Linked DNA regions of Mus musculus: region 1 is linked to region 2. Evidence: chromatin contacts called from ENCODE Hi-C data. All regions are on one chromosome and are shown on one strand. Each heading gives the region's core, a stretch centred on a gene start or an enhancer-like site at or near the end of the contact. The rest is flanking DNA. Distances are from core to core; before and after follow the strand shown. Region 1 has its middle 9.6 kb from the start of Adcy6. Region 2 holds the start of 1700031M16Rik (RIKEN cDNA 1700031M16 gene).

Region 1 (5,749 bases), core at 47-2,546, 220 kb before region 2:
GGGGTTCTCCTGGTCTTTGCTCAGAGATCTTGAGGGGACTTTGAACTCTTCTGTTTTATGGCATCAATTTTCCAACTGTCAACACCCCACTCCCCACCTCTGCCCATCGAGGACAGGGCAGGGATATCAGGGTGAGGCATGTTCCTCCAGCACGTGGGCAGAATGGAGTGGAACGTGGCTTCTCCTCTGGACTGGTATTTCAGTGCCCAGTACGATGTTTGGCACAGTATAGGTCCCTGGCAAATATTTGTTGCTTGCTGATAACGATTTGACGAGAATGAGAGTTACCAAAGGAACCGCAGCAGGTACGGGGTACTCCAATTCACATTGCCTGAGTCTTTGTCATTTCTCCCAGCCACTATTGCTGTCCTTGCCTAAGCTGCGGTTCCTTCTGCTGGACCCATTGTAATAGCTTCCTAAGTGGTTCCCCTCCAATCCCTTCATCCCACGGTTCATTCTTCACCCAGAAGCCAGCATGATCTCTTAAAACCATAAATCAGAGTGTGCCACTTCCGAGCTTAACACCTCCAGAGGCTTCTCATTACACTCTGAATGGAATCCAGACTCCTTCCAGTGGCCTGTGCGCTTCTGCGCCAGCCAGGGCTTGCCTGCCGCTCTGACCTCATCTACCGCTTTGGCCTCACTGGCTTTCTTTGTCTTTCTAGAGCCCAGTGAGCTGCCCTTGCCCGAGGGCTTTGCATTAACCGTTCCTTCTGCCTGGAATGCTCTCAACCCATATTCTTTGCATGGAGGGCTCCTCGTCCTTGTCGTCCTTGTCGTTTAGGTGGCCATGTAAATGTCACTTCTCCAAGAGACAGCTCTTGACAGTGCCACCTCGGTTTCTTTCCCATCCACTTTATCAAGTCCATTCCTTACTTAATGGTGATTATAGTAGCAGTTATCCTGACTTCTTTTCTTTATTTGTTGTTTAATCTTTAAGATTTTATTTTTACGTGCGTGTGTGTGTGTGTGTGTGTGTGTGTGTGGTGGGGGGAGGTATGGGAGCACATTTACCATTGGAAGGCAAAGGCTTCAGACCCTCTGGAGCTGGAGTTACAGGTGGTTGCACCCGGGTTGTGGTGGGATCTGAATTCAAGTCCTCTACAAGATTGGTACACACATCTCACACTCGTAACTGGAGCCCGTCAGCATGCCCAGGGATGGGTATCCCCAGTACAGATACTCTTCAACAAAAGGGACCCTGTCTCCTTAGTTCCCTAGCACCTATTAATAGAACAGCGCCAAGAGCCAGGCGGTGTGCAGGCTTTTCATCTCAGCACTCTGAGGCAGAGAGGCCAGCATGGTCTGCAGGGAGTTCCAGGACAGCCAGGGCTACAGAAAACCCCTGTGGTTTTTTTGTTTGTTTGTTTGTTTTTTGTTTTTTTTGTTTTTTTTTCCGAGACAGGGTTTCTCTGTATAGCCCTGGCTGTCCTGGAACTCACTTTGTAGAGCAGGCTGGCCTTGAACTCAGAAATCCGCCTGCCTCTGCCTCTCAAGTGCTGGGATTAAAGGCAAGTGCCACCACTGCCCGGCTAGAACCCTGTCTTGAAAAACAACAGCAGTAGCAACACCAACAATGAAAGTGTGTGGAAACCTTAGCCTCAAGCCAGGAATGTTAGGGAACGGTCGTTTACGACGCCAGAGCTTAGCTGTTATTTGAACAACCCAGGGAAGGCTCAGAAAAAAAAAAAAAAAAAAAGCCAAGCTTATTCTGTGCCATAGTCGAGCGTTCTCAGTACTGTGGGCAGTGTTGTCCAGAAACGCGTACCTCCGTGAAGCTTGCATTTGCATGCAATATACTCTCCAGCTAGAAGTTTCCTCCTCCAGAAAAGGAGAGGTGAGAATGACCCCTCTTAGGACCCGTCTGTCCTGACCATCCAATCCCAAAAGATCACCGAGACTAAGCTGGCCTGGACGTTAGCTGCAGCTCACTCTGGTGGCCTCTAGTCTCTCTCTCCTCTTTGTCAGGCCTAACACTTTGGTTACTGTAATGTTTTTTTCTTAGAGGGCTCAGCAGGGTCCGTAGTCCATGGGCTGGGTCACGGGACTCTGCTATGAATATGGAATAGAAACAGATGGCTCCTGGTTCCAAAAGGAAGAGCATGTTCTCCATTTTAAGTTTTTCCCATTATTTCCTAACACTTTGAGGCCCGCTGTTCCTGAGTGTTACCTGCCCTGACACACATCTGTATTGGGTTATTTCAGCAGGTTAATATTCTGTCACAGTCTCCCCAAGGGCCCTGTTTCTCAGCAGGGCTCGGGGTAAGTCTGGGAGGTAGCCTTAGAGAAGTTTTGTTTTGTTTTCCCAGCATCCTCCAGCAAAGCTTTATAAACAGGCTTAGTGCATTTCAGAGACAGATAATTTGGCTGAAACATGTCTAGCGCAGGCAGTCCTCTGTCGTGGAAGGGCTTGGCAGAAGGCCCAGACTCTAACCTGCTGGTCTGAGGATTCCCTGGTTTCGGCTGCTGGCTGACAACAGTGGTTCACACACCGCTCTGGTCAACAAGGGCCCACTGCGGTATAGCCCAGTGTACTCTCCACAGCCACGTGGAGCCAATGTCTGCTTGCCCTTCGGAGAAAACCTCAGGAGAGGACTGGAATAATCCACAGCTGTTGCGAATAATCAGAGCAGGGAATTGAGAATCAAATGAAACACCGAGGGCCGGTGGCAGGGCCCAGTGGTGAAGGCTCATGCTGGATGCCTGAGCGCAACCCCTGGGACCCTCGTGATGGAAGATGAGGCCCAGAGTCAGTCTCTGGCTTCCACGCGGTGCCAGGGCATGCAGGTATCCCCTATACAGGTACACAAAGTGATATTTTAAAAAAATTAAAAACCATTAAAAATAGCAATGAATCGGGGCTAGTAACTATGAGTTCTGGTGTCCCCACCCCCACGCCCACCACCTCCGATTTGGCACCCGGGCAAGCCACCTCACACCTCACAGTCTTGGCCTTCTCTGTTACTAGAACAGTGGTCGCAAACACAAATGCTTAACGCAGAATAGTTGAGCCCAAATCTGATCGCACCTCGGACTGGCTGTCTTGGAGAAAGGGTTGAATCTCCATTCCTGGCCTGTCCCATCTCTGAGGATCTACGCGGATTGAAAGTGAGTCGCACATGCTAAGGGCTTCGGACCGCTCAGCCGGCGGTAAACGTTATACACGTTCGCTGTTATAATTACCAAAAGTATACCCGCTGGATTAGATAATCTTTAAGACACCTTCCTGCTCAAATATCCTACAGTGTTTAAACTCAGCGATGCAGTATTTCCCACATTTCACATTCTGTGAAACACGGGAGTGGAGTCACATGAAGGTCCCAGGGTTGTAGAGTTCTAGGACTGGAGCTGGTGGTGGGATTCTGAGAAAGGTGCTGATGGCCAGGCCTGCCTGCTACATACACAAAACAGAACTCAGGAGGCCGTGCAGACATACTATGTGTAGTTCTGCTAGGTATGACTTAGCCCAGAGAAGAACCCTGCGTTATTTCTTTAATTTCCTGATTGGTGTCCAAATTCTTTCTCACTCAAAAATAAAATGACAAGGCCTTTCATTTCAAATATAATATTTCCTTTTATAATCATACAATTTTCTTTGGTGGTGGTGGCACACGCCTTTAATCCCAGCACTTGGGAGGCAGAGGCAGGCAGGTCTCTGAGTTTGAGGCCAGTCTGGCCTACAGAGTAGGTTCTAGGAGAGCCAGGCTTACACAGAGAAACCCCCGTCTAGAAACCAAACTATACCAACCAACCAAACAGATTCTATTATGTTTTTTGCATTTCTTTCATGTGTGTGTGACATCTTGTGGAGACCAGGGGGACAACCTGAAAGATCTGGTTCTTTTCTTCCACCAGGTGGGACCCCGGGGGTAGAGCTCAAGTCCCCAGGCTTGGCAGCAAGCACCGTTAGCTGGTGAGTCATCTTGTCTGTCTTCCTTTCTTCTCTTCATCCTCTTCTTACTTATTTGCTTGTTTTATATTTATTTTGAGACAGGGTCTCACTAAGTTGCCCAGCCAAGGTGCAAATGTGTAACCTTGCCCACCCCAGCCTCCTGAGTAGCTGGGGTGATGGGAGTATCACCAGGCCTAACTACCACACTTTACGTATCTTATAGTGTGTGTGTATGAGTGTCTCTGTGTGTGTTTCTGTATCTGTGTGTGAGAAAAAAATCTGAGTCTCTCTGTATTATGTTTATGCGTGTGTAAATGAATCTGTGTGTGAGTGTGTCTGTGTGTGAGTGTGTATAAGTGTACGAGGGAGTCTGTGTGTGTATGTGTATGAGTCTGTGTGCATGTGCATGAGTGTTAATGTGTGTATAAGTGAGTCTGTGTGCATGTGTGTGTATGTGTGCATGTGTGTATGTGTGGGTATGTATATGGGTACATGTGTGTATGAGTAAATCTGTGTATGTGTGTATGTGTTCATGTGTGTATGTGTTCATGTGTGTATGTGTGTATGGGTGCATGTGTGTATGTGTACATGTTTTTAATGTGCATGTGTGTATGGGTGCATGTGTATATGTGTGCATGTGTGTATGCATGTGTGTATGTGTGCATGTGTGTACATGTGCATGTGTGTATGTGTGTATGTGTGTATGTGTGCACGTGTGCATGTGTGTACATGTGCGTGTGTGTATGCATATGTGTATATGTGCATGTGTGTATGGGTGCGTGTGTGTATGTGTGGGTGTGTGTATTGTGGGTGTGTATATATGTGCATGTGTGTATTATGCCTGTGTATATGTGTGCATGTGTGTATTGTACATGTGTGTATTGTGCATGTGTGTATTGTGCATGTGTATATTGTGCCTGTGTGTATGTGTGCATGTGTGTATGTGTGCATGTGTGTATGGGTGCATGTGTGTATGGGTGCATGTGTGTATGTGTACATGTGTGTATTGTGCATGTGTGCATGTGTGTATGTGTGGGTATGTATGGGTGCATGTGTGTATGGGTACATGTGTACTATGGTACATTGTGTGTAAAAAGTCAGGGGACAACCTGGAGGAGTTGGTTCTCTTCCTCCACCGAGTGGGCTCTGGGGACTGAACTCAGGTCATCATGCCTGGTGGCAGAGCCTTTAGCCTTTGCCCACCTCAGCTCCCCAAAGCTTTTATGGGACCAGTTTCAATATGTAGGCCTGGCTGTCTTGGAACTCATTCTGTAAACCAGATAGGGGTTCAATATACAGGCCTGCCTGGCTTGGACGATAGATTATAGGTCAGGCTGACTCTGAACTTGCTATGATCCCCCTGCCTCTGCCTCCAGAACACCTGGGTTATAGGAAGGCACCACCATGCCAAGCCACCTACTTTTTTTTTTCTGTTGAAAAACATTTCCATTATTTTTTGTGTATGAGGGTTCTCCCTGAATGTATGCTCATATACAACATGTGTGCCTGCTGCCTGCCAAGGTCAGAAGGGGGTGCTGGGTCTCCTGGGACCGGAGTTACAGATGGTTGTGAGCTGCCAGGAGGGTTCTAGGAATCACGTTTGGGTCCCCGCAACACGTGCTCTTAGCCACTGAGCCGACTCCTTAGCTCACACACACACACATACACACAATTTTGGCCGGCTGTGGTGACACAACTTAATGTGTGCCTGGTGCCCATCTGATCTTCAGATCCCCCGGAAGGGGAATTACGTTTGGTTGTGAGCTGCCAGGTAGGTGCATGGAACTGAGCCTGGGCCCTTTGGAAGAGCAGCGGGTGTTCTTTTTTGGGGGGGGGGTGTTGGTTTTTCAAAACAGG
Region 2 (5,816 bases), core at 2,012-4,511:
AGTGAGAATTCTTAAATTTTAGAAATAGTCATTATTCTACATCTCCTAGCCCGCCTCCACCTCTCCATCACCCCGGGACTCATAACTCCGCCTTCTTGGCGTGCTCTGTCGTTATACAGAACGTTGAGTACGCCACTTCAGCAGTGCTGAAGGTGGCACCATTCTCTTGCCTGTCAGAGCCACTCCCCTCTCTTGTCTTTGACCTACCTAGGTCCCCTTGGAGGAAGTGCATGCAATTATAAAACCTCTGTCGTCTTTGTGTCCCCAAGTGCATTCTAGTTTTCCTTGGCGACTTCTGATAGAGTTGGAGTGGCATACTGAGGAAGAGCTGGAAAGACTTTGCTCATCTCGGGGAGCAGAACTGAAGGTCTTATTCTTGTTTTCTTTATTAGGAAATGCAATTTCAGAGAACGACAATACAAGGGTGGTATAGTACAGGGACCTCTTTAAGTCAGGGGTGTAGTGTCAAAATGAAATGAGCTATAAGCAAAAATCCAGTAGTGCATCTATGGCCCAACAAGGTCTTATTCTTAAGTACTACTAGAATGCCATCATCATCCGGGAGGGAGGGCTGAGTATGGGGTCCCTGAAAAACCTTCACTCAGAGCTTCTGGTCACATGTGGACTGTGTAGGCGTGATACCCCAAAGGAATCCAAGAGATTGACAATGATCTGCAAGAGGCCATTGCTTCATAGACCTGTTTCAGGCTCCTCTGGATAGAGTCCCTCAGATAGGATTTGAAAAGAGAGGGGAAGGTGATGGAGGGAAAACATACTTAAGAACCCGAGGACCCTGCTGTCTCTGTCTGGGGTCCTGCTTAAACTGCCCCTGCCATCAGAAAGTAGCTTTTCCAAGGGAAAGCATTAGTACCCTTACTCTCTATTAGTCTGGGGACCCAGAAGACAGCAAAGAGTCCCTAAAGGATGCTGAGCCCCAGAAGATCTCTATTTAAGACAGGACCCTTAATGAGCATGTGTTCAGGATAGAACAGGATAGACATCGCCCAGGAATCCTACAGGAGACTCAAGTTATCTGAGCATAGCCATTCCTCATTCCAGTCTAAGCCATGGCCCTTATCCTAAAATATCCTTCATTCATTCCCTTGGGTTCTATACATCTGTTCCAGGGGTATAGAGAACAAGATTAGGATCCACCAGGGCCTTTGCTTATAGAGACATTGTATTTTTAGTTATATGTAGATGTGTGTGTGTGTGTGTGTGTGTGTGTGTGTGTGTGTGTGTGTGTGTGTGTGTGTATGTGTACATGAGTGTGGGTGCCCTCAGATGCCAGAGGACTCAGATCACTTTGGAACTGGAGTTTCAGTGACTGTGAGCTGATCGACACAGATGCTGGGAACTAAACTTGGGTCCTTGAAAGAACAATACATGCTCTTAAGCACTGAGCCATTTTTTTCCAGCCCATGTTGATATTTAATCCAAGTTCTTTTAAACAGGTGGTGACTAATCACAGTTGATAAGGACAGTGGGACAAGTAACTCTCTCTCTCTCTCTCTCTCTGTCTCTCTCTCTCTCTCTGTATATGTGTGTTGTCATGAAGCTAGAGTGACAAAGATGAGAACAGAAAAGCAGAAGAGAGGACACCTGGAGCAGGAGAGAGACAGATACACAGAATTACCCGAACTTGAGGTAGAAAGATTGAGCCTTCATGAGCTGGGCACCAATGTGTGAAAGGCCTGCTCCGATGAGCAGCAGATCAGGCTGTGACACAGGGAAAGGGCTTTGGAGACTTATAGGAAGGCCTTTGCAGTGGTTAAGTACATTCCAAACATTATTGTGATTTGTGTTATCTGTCCAGTGTCTTGTATACTTTTATTGCCAACAAAACAACAACAACAACAACAACAACAACAACAACAACAACAACAACAACACCCTTTTCTTCAGCAGAGAGTCCAAGACATCTTAATCTCAGAACATCTGTCATGTGCTTCAAGGACTTGAGCCAAGCTCTGGTTCCTTCCTGAAGCTTCCCTGATGTATAAAAACCCACAGAAACTGTATTCTTTTCATTTTAGCTGACATTGTCTAGGTCTTCTACTTAGCTTCTTTTATTTAACAGAAATAGTCTTTTGCTTTGTCTTTTTCTATCCTAGTGCGAGGGAAGCATTTTTAAACTGTTTTTATTTTATGTATATTAGAGTTTTACCTGCAGGTATGTCTATGTGAGGGTGTCAGATTTTGGAGTTTACAGTTGTGAATTAGCATGTAGGTGCTAGAATTCGAACCCAGGTCCTCTGGAAGAACAGTCAGTGCTCTTAACCACTGAGCCATCTCTCCAATCTGGAAGCATGGTTTTGAATGTCTGGCTTAGACTCATGCTAGAAAGGGCACAAAGGGCTCAGAGAGCATTGGCTCTGGGACGATCCGTGTTTGGAGGATGAAGCGCCCAGCCAACCCTTAGAGGAACAGAGCAAGCCCACCTTCTTGGCTAGAATGGAGAGACTGTTGTCCCTTCTACCAAGGAGATGGGGGAACACAAAGAAGTCCCCATGGACCCTGGGTGCGGCCAGATGGAAATGGGAGGAGAGGAGATGCCTCTCCCCCTGCAGATAAAGCCAAGCAAAGGGCTCTTTCAGGGTGTGGGTGGTGCAATCTACCTTCTCTGCTGCTTAGATGTCATTCTTGCCTATGTTTTTTTGGTATGGCCAGGCCCCTGGAGCTGAAGATGGAGAGAGTTTCAGGCCCTGAAATAAATAAGAGGAGACTCTCAGACATACGGTAAGAATACTCTTTCTCTGCACAGGAACCTGTGTCATGGCTTACATCAATAGATGTCCTTGTTTTGAGTGTGTGTGTGTGTGTGTGTGTGTGTGTGTGTGTGTGTGTGTGTGTGAAGGGGAGGTATGTGTAAAGAAAGCTCTCCTTCATAAGCTGAAGAAATCATATTTAACAATGTAGGAAAGGGGCTGGCCAGAGGCTCCTTAGCTGAGATAGGATCTAAGGCAAGACGGGAAAGGAGCAGACCGTGAATGCCGAATCAGTCATCTGCTAAGGGGGGGAAGCTGGGCAGAGGGAGGTCAGTCAGCTCTCACTGGCAATTGCTTTGTGGGGAGGAAACTCTATAGTCATTATGCTTGGGGTCTGCAAGGCCAAAGCAGACGTCCAGATGAGGAACAAGCCCGCCTGCCTTTGGTGGGGCTCCATCCTCCTCTTCCCACTGACACCCTTCCTCAGCTTCCACACCGTCAGAAACTCACCTGACCATGCTTCACACCCTTCCCCTTAAGCTTTCTCCCTTCTGAACCCCATACCACAACCCTCCTCCTGAGGCTAACCCTTTCCTCCCAACACTTTATGACTTCAGCTATGACGTCATAGGTGTGTGTGGGGCGGGGATTAGCTCTCTCCCAGCTCGCCTCTGGCCCTGTCACCTCCACCCCATGTCGGTGAAATGAAGAGACAATATGACATTTTTATGTTTAGTCTCTAGAGACCTTGCCTCCTTTATTGTCCTCTATATAGTTTTATAAAACATCTGTTGATCTTCAGAGCGAGACCCAAAAAAGCAGAATTTATCTTCTGTTCCGAGTTTCCAAAGAGGGCCTGAGAAACCTGACTTCAAGGTTTCTGTAAAGATAAATGTTTTTGTTCTGAATTTCAAACGTTTCTGACTTGGAAAAAAATCGCCAAAAATAATTGGCGATAACGAATATTAAACTGAAAGCTAAGGTTCCTAAAAGTCTAAGCAGCACCAGGACCAAGGTCTTGCTGCTGCTTTTCTGTCCAGGCTCTCGGGAGGAGCAGCCTTAGAGAAGCACTGGGGCCAAGGTGCAGCCTTCCCAGCAAAGTGGGAACTTTGGCATGGGTTCAGCAAGATGGCATGCAGAAGAACACCATCCCAGAGCCCCTAGTCTGCCTGGGTGATAGCGGGGGAGATTCAGTGAAGCCGCAGGAGAGTGTGAAATCCTTCATCTGGAATCTGAAGTGCAGTCACAATTATTTAACCCGTGACAGAATGACAGGACCAGCCCCCGATAGAAAAGCCCATCTTCTCACACCGTGTAGACTTTTATCCCTTCATGGACAGACATGGTCCACAAACCAACTGACACTTCCACTCCATCCAAAATTAAATTCTAATTCCACCCACCCAGTCTCTCTTGTCACGTGAGATGGTACACCTGACAGCTCAGGTCAAAGCTTACCCATGACACACAGTTTCCTTGCATCTCTTTAAAATTATTTTAAAAAATGATTCATTTATTTTGAATTTTATTTGCATTAGTGTTTTGCCTGCCTGCATGTCTGGGAGAGTGTCAGATCCCCTGGAAATGGAGTTACAGACAGCTGTGAGCTACTGGCTATGCCTCAAAGTGTGTGTGTGTGTGTGTGTGTGTGTGTGTGTGTGTCTGATCAGTCAGTGCTCTCAACCGATGAGCCATTCCCCCTGCCCCCTGGTTTTAATTATTAACTCACCTTACTTGCCTTTAGTATTTTTCCCATCCTGAAGCAATTACTGATAAGTTTTCTGTCACTATAAAGTACAATTGCAGCATATTAAATTAATAATGTTATATAATATGTACCTTTTGTGGATTGATTATTTTTATATTTATTCATCTTACTGTGTATGTCAATAGTTTATTCTTTTGCATTACTATGTAATAGTCCATTGTGCTGTGAAGTATTTTCCTCGTGGTGATGTGATAACACATTACCACAATATTGAGTCCTTAAAACCCATGGGTGGCCTCCCCTTCTCTAGGAGGTGGAATGGGTGTGTGAGGGTGGGGCTGGGGGAAAGGAGGGAGGGGAGTGCGGGCAGGATGTAAAGTGAATTAATAAATAATTATGGGTGGTTTGGTCACTTGAGCAACTCGGGTGAAAAATCCGTTACCTACATAGGAAACAACATTTCTGTACTTATGTAATTCAAAGTTGATGGGCATTTTAAAGCTTTTGGTTGTCTTTATGAGATTAAACTTATCTCAATGTATAAAACACTAAAAAAAAAAGCAATGAAAATGTATTTTTTCACAGTTACAGAGATCTAATGTCTGGAATGAAGGTACCATGTAGGGTCGGTTACTCCCAAAGCTGCTGAGGGAGAGGCTAGTCCTGCCTCTCTTAGTTTTTGTAGTTGAGTTTTTGCTTTGGGACCTGTTAACCAGGGTCAGTCCCTCGGGCAAAGGGGCGAAACCATAGCAGAGGTAGCTTCCCAGTGGCTACACCACTGAAGACAATGACTTCCTGTCTTCCTGCAGCCCTAGACTGCCAGATTTCAGGGCAGGGTGAGGCCCTATGAAAAATGTGTGTTCTGTGGTATTTAGGTGAAATATTCCATAGATATCTGTCAGGGCTACTTGATTTATGATCTCATTTAACTCCCATCTTTCTGTTTACTTTTTATCCGAATGACCTGCCAGTTGGAGGAAGTGAGGTATTGAAGTCAACCACTATTATTCTGTTGGGGGCTAATCTTTGTCTTGAGGGTCAATATGTTTTCAGTAAAATTGGGTGTACTATGTTTGGTACATGTACTGGCTAGTTTTGTGTCAACTTGACACAGCTGGGGTTATCACAGAGAAAGGAGCTTCAGTTGAGGAAATGCCTCCATGAGATCCAACTGTAAGACATTTTCTCAATTAGTGATCAAGGGGGAAAGGCCCCTTGTGGGTGGTGCCATCTCTGGGCTGGTAGTCTTGGTTTCTATAAGAGAGCAGGCTGAGTAAGCCAGGAGAGGCAGGCTAGTAAAGAATATCCCTCCATGGCCTCTGCATCAGCTCCTGCTCCCTGCCCTGCTTGAGTTCCAGTCCTGACTTCCTTTGGTGATGAACGGCAGTATGGAAGTGTAA

The links. Hi-C counts contacts between places; a loop is a spot of excess contacts on that map.
Region 1: a map of v-Abl transformed pro-B cells shows a loop between it and region 2 (2.6-fold over the local background). The contact joins the enhancer-like site here to the promoter of 1700031M16Rik in region 2. A Hi-C loop is called at or near these places in 1 of 37 maps with a recorded cell type or tissue (v-Abl transformed pro-B cells).

The regions. Positions count from the first base shown.
Region 1 is chr15:98,611,423-98,617,171 of GRCm38, reverse strand. No RefSeq gene overlaps it. Among named protein-coding and RNA genes, the nearest start is that of Adcy6, 9.6 kb to the right of the region's middle. Within about 2 kb of position 1,296, at least 1 of the 3 ENCODE cell types and tissues checked has a DNase peak (open chromatin) inside an H3K27ac peak, as active enhancers do.
Region 2 is chr15:98,395,890-98,401,705 of GRCm38, reverse strand. 1700031M16Rik (RIKEN cDNA 1700031M16 gene) reads right to left here and starts at 3,261. Exons shown (of 11, transcript NR_015496.2): 1 at 3,219-3,261; 2 at 2,619-2,705.